2 separate regions of the Homo sapiens genome follow, and region 2 is linked to region 1. Evidence: read pairs that join two places in POLR2A ChIA-PET (ENCODE). Cell type or tissue: CD4-positive, alpha-beta T cell. All regions are shown on one strand.

What was found. ChIA-PET counts read pairs that join two places held together with the same protein. Peaks named below come from ENCODE experiments on the same cell type or tissue, not always from the same donor. Only the 100,000 strongest peaks of a DNase experiment are listed, where the experiment ranks them.
Region 2: POLR2A ChIA-PET joins it to region 1 with 6 read pairs; 2 of 35 experiments call an interaction of 5 or more read pairs at or near these places.

What each region holds. Positions count from the first base shown.
Region 1 is chr3:150,585,612-150,588,111 of GRCh38, reverse strand. EIF2A (eukaryotic translation initiation factor 2A) reads right to left here. Exons shown (of 14, transcript NM_032025.5): 14 at 2,096-2,500. All of the region lies in intron 1 of LOC124900547 (a long non-coding RNA gene), which reads left to right. Among named protein-coding and RNA genes, the nearest start is that of SELENOT, 16 kb to the left of the region's middle. In CD4-positive, alpha-beta T cell, no CTCF peak of the experiment used is centred here; no DNase peak of the experiment used is centred here.
Region 2 is chr3:150,384,063-150,386,562 of GRCh38, reverse strand. No RefSeq gene overlaps it. Among named protein-coding and RNA genes, the nearest start is that of TSC22D2, 23 kb to the left of the region's middle. RefSeq lists enhancers at 775-1,084, 1,143-1,312, 1,685-1,934. In CD4-positive, alpha-beta T cell, a CTCF peak has its summit at 1,453; DNase peaks (open chromatin) are centred at 1,012 and 1,492; H3K4me3 peaks cover 683 bases; H3K27ac peaks cover 563 bases.

The sequences.
Region 1 (2,500 bases):
AGTCAGCAGGTCTATGACTATTAATGGATTGTATCTTTCCATAGAGAGCTGAAAAGCCAAGGATAAAATGCTCACCTTATAATTTACTTTTGGAAAACTCAACATCTTACCTTTTCACCTTTTTGGATTGCAACATAAACATCACAGAATTTCTGATATTAAATTTATTTTGGAATGTATGTGTATTATTTTTTACTTGGCAAGGGGTATAAATTCAGAAAATGTTCAATTTAGTTTTTTAAAAACTGGTTTAACAGTTTGTCTGAAGCAGATTAGTGGCCCATGATCTTCATTAATCTTTTGAGCAATAAATGTTTAAATTGTTCAATCTGTGTCAAAACCAATCTGGCCCATTGCTTTATTTCTTTTTTTAAACAAAGTTTAAGGCCAGGAGCAGTGGCTCATGCCTGTAATCCCAAAGCTTGGGAGGCCGAGGCAGGCGGATCACTTGAGGCCAGAAGTTGGAGACCAGCCTGGCCAACATGGTGAAATCCCGTCTCTACTACTAAAAATACAAAAATTAGCCAGGCGTGGTGGTGCATGCCCGTAATCTCAGCTACTCGGAGGCTGAGGCGCGAGAATTGCTTGAGCCCAGGAGGCAGAGGTTGCAGTGAGCTGAGATCGAGCCACTGCACTCCAGCCTGGGTAACAGAGCAAGACTCTGTCCCAAATTTAGATGTTAAAATGCCAATTGCGGAGTCACATCTGATTCACTTAACTTGATTATGCTTCCACTAAATAAAAACAACAGTCTCAGAGTAATAACAGTACCAAATGTGAAAATAAATTGAGTAAAAAAACCCCAAACATAGTGAAGGAGAAAATCAGCAAGTAAAATAAAGATGATGATGATAATAGTAACAACAAAAAGTATTTACATTTTGTTGTTGTTTTGGAGGCAGGGTCTTTCTCTGTCACCCAGGCTGGAGTGTAGTGGCATGATCATGGCTCTCTGCAGCCTCAATCTTCTGGGCTCAAGTGATCCTCCAGCCTCAGTCTTATAAAGTGCTGGGATTACAGGCATGAGCCTAAATTAGTGCCTGGCCTAAATTTTCTAATGTGACATGACTCAAGAATTCCACTTCTAGGAGTTTATATAGTGGAGAATACAAGAAGCAACATAATTATGTGGTTATTTCCATGTTATTTTGTATTCTTCTACAGAATACAAAGGAATTAGCAATATTTTTCTGTAAAATGCCAGAGAGTATATGTTTTAGGCATTGCAAAAACATGACCTGTTGGAAATACTCAACTCTGCAGTTGCAGCATGAAAGCAGCCATGGAAAATAAGTTAACGAGTGAGCATGGATGTGTTCAAAGAAAACTTTACTTATGGACAATAGATTTCACAGTTTTATACCATTTTCACATGTCATCAAATAATCTTTTGATTTTCCAACCATTTAAAAATGTAGGCTGGCTGCAGTGGCTCATGACTGTAATCCCAGCATCTTGGGAGGACGAGGTGGGCAGATTGTTTGAGCTGAGGAGTTTGAGACCAGTCTGGGCAACGTGGCAAAACGCCACTGTTTAAATGAGGGGAAGTCCAAATGTTAGATTCTGGACTTGGCTCTTCCTCTACTTAGCTGCCAACCATGATAAACACGTTAAACCTTAAAAAAAAAAAGCAAACCATTTTTCTATTTAGAGCATGTTAAATCTTACTTTTTCCCATAAAGTCTTCCTTGATTCATTAGTTGTCCTTTACTTTTTTTTTTTTTTTTTTTTTTTCTTGAGACGGAGTCTCGCTCTGTTGCCCAGGCTGGAGTGCAGTGGCACGATCTCGGCTCACTGCAAGCTCCGCCTCCCGGGTTCAGGCCATTCTCCTGCCTCAGCCTCCCGAGTAGCTGGGACTACAGGCACCCGCCACCACGCCCGGCTAATTTTTTGTATTTTTAGTAGAGACGGGGTTTCACTGTGTTAGCCAGGATGGTCTCGATCTCCTGACCTTGTGATCCGCCCGCCTCTGCCTCCCAAAGTGCTGGGATTATAGGCGTGAGCCACCACACCCGGCCTGTCCTTTTAAACAAACTGAAATTTATACAATCTATATTGGTCTGCTCAGGCTGCCGTAACAAAATACCAGACTAGGTGGTTTAAACAAAGAAGTTTATTTTCTCACAGTTCTGGAGGTTAGAAGTCTGAGATGAGGATATCACCAGCATGGTTAGGTTCTGGTGAGGACTCTCTGGCTTACAGCTGGCTGCTTTCTCACCATGTCTTCACATGGCCCAAAGAGACAGAACAAGCTCTCTGGTGTCTTTTCTTGTAAGGACAATAATCCCATCACGAAGTCCCCAACCTCTTCACCTCATTCAAACACACTTACCTTCCAAAAGGCCCATCTCCCAATACCACCACGTTGGAGGTTAGGGCTTCAACATACGAGTTTTAAGGTGGCACAGTCAGTCTATTAACTTCCTGTCCATATATTAGTTATGTATTAGGCATTATGTATTACCTAATACATAGCTAATCTGTATTAGTCAGGGTTTTC
Region 2 (2,500 bases), 200 kb after region 1:
GATCTCAGCTCACTGTAACCTCTGCCTCCCGGGTTCCAGCGATTCTGCTGCCTCAGCCTCCTGAGTAACTGGGATTACAGGTGTGCACAACCACACCCAGATAATTTTGTATTTTTGGTAGAAATGGGGTTTCACCATGTTGGCCAGGCTGGTCTCAAACTCCTGACCTTGTGATCGGCCCGCCTCAGCCTCCCAAAGTACTGGGATTACAGGTGTGAGCCACCGTGCCCAGCCATTACTACAATAATTAAAAAAAAAAAAAAAAAAACTAATATGAGAAGCGGGAAAATGGCTGTGGTTGAATGACATGATTGACCAGGATTAGACAATTGTTGGATCAGAGTACTGGGTACATGAAGGTCATTATTATATTCTGCTTACTTTTTTGTATGCTCAATTTTTCATAATAAAAAGTTAAAAAAATCTTTTGAATCATTTATGGTTCATTTATTTAAAAAGAACCCCTCCTGCCACCTCCCCCCAGCCCCATATAAGGGCACCCCAAACCACAACTCTTGGGCTTGAATAATGTGTGAATCTATTTCAGATTTGGGCTTCAGACTGGTGTGAATTCTGCTCCTTCTGAGGCTGATTTCTTCCTTCCTCGCCCTCACTGACCACTTTCTTTTGTCCCAATGGCTATCTCTCAACCTGCCCACAATCACTTTCTTATAGTTAGCCTCCCCTCTTCTATCTTGTGTCTTTCATCTGCCTTCGTGGTTTTCTTTTCAAGTCATTTGTTCCCTGCCTCACCCCAAATCCCCTTCAGACATCAAATACTCAAATCTAGTCAGCATTCTCAGGCCATTTTCTTCCCTCTCCACCTAGTTCTGCCAGGCAGCCTGCCTCCCACTCCTGCCTCCATTCTGGGGGATGGTGTGCCAGCAGCACCAGAGTAGGAACTTCCCACCCTTCTTTTGCGAGCTGAGCTGACCTGGCTCTGGCCTGAGGTCTCATCCTGTGTGCTCTGAGTCTTTCAGCCTCATGTCACAATCCTCCATGAGGGGATTTCAGATACTTGCAGATTGGGAGGAGGTGACCTTTCTGCTTTTTTTTGCTGGGCCCGGTGGAAACCACCCCATCCCCTACCCCCACCTTCCTTGTACTGTAAAATGGGAAGTCTCGATGCAGGTTTCAGAGTTTCTGTTGGGGGACTTTCTAGGATGCCTATAAATTTTCGAGGTTTTGCACCCCTTTTAAATATACAAGCTCTTCTGAAAGTCCCTAAGGCATTTAGCATCATAGCTATAATCTCTAATATTTGAAGGATTTCAGGGTCTTCAAATAACTTGGATATATACCATCTCACTTGTACATTTTTTCCCTGTTCTTTTGTAACACAGCACCTGATTTGCTCTTCCTGCCACCATAGCGGTTCAAAGAGTCACTCTCCTCCACTTTGTTACACGCTCCATTTCACTGTTCGAATATTTTTTTTTCCCCTAGCAACTTTCTGGTCCCCTACCCCTAGCGTAGGTAGTAGATACTGCATCACCACTTCCCTTTCCCCTACTGCTCTGTGACCTACCACGTGAACATGAGAAAAGTGTCCGTCAGTGTGAACGAGCTCGCATCACAGTGTTGGGCAGCTGCATTCATTTTGACCTATAGTGAGGCCCGGGTTGGAGAACTAAGGGGGAGGGGCTGGAGCGGGAGAGGGAAGAAGAAACAGATACTTGTTCACTTTCCCTTCTCTCTCTGCACTTCCAATTTTAGAGAGGCTGGAGGCTAATTTCCCAGTTATAACAAGGGCCTTCACTTCAGCTTGTGTTTCAAACACTAGGAGAACTAAACTTAAAACTTTCTAGCCTCACTGGCGATCGCATGACTGAGATTAAATAGGGAAAGGGAAGAAAAAGAGGAAGAGAAGAAAAGAAAAGGGAGAGAGAAGAGACAAGCAAAGAAGGAGAAGAGAAGGACAGAATGAGAAAACATTTACTCTCATTTCTTTCTTTCTTTTTTTTATTGTTATTTTTTCTGAGACAGGGTCTGGATCTGTTGTTCAGGCTGGAGTGCAGTGGCGCGATCATGGCTCATTGCAGCCCTGACCTCCCAGTCTCAAGCAATCCTCCCACCTCAGCCTCTCGAGTAGATGGGATTATAGGCACACACCACTATGCCCGGCTAATTTTTGTATTTTTTGTAAAGACCGGGTTTTCCCATGTTGCCCAGGCTGCTTTTTTTTTTTTTAATTTACTTCTTATATTAGAAGAAAGCTGGGGTATCCTGTGACTTATTAAAATGCATTTCACTGGACTTCTGATGTGGTATTTAAAATGTCCAATTGTCAGGTAAACTATTGCTGTGCTAGGATTTATAGGCAAACTGAGGCAGTTTTTCAGATACTTTCTAAAGCAGGAAGTTCCTGATATTGAAGAGGCAGTTTGTTCTTGACCATATTTATCCAAGGCTACTTCACAGCACCTCAATAATCTATTTCATATAAGATGTATTTGATATCAGGTTGACATTTTGACACAATTTTCCAGACCATTGAAGG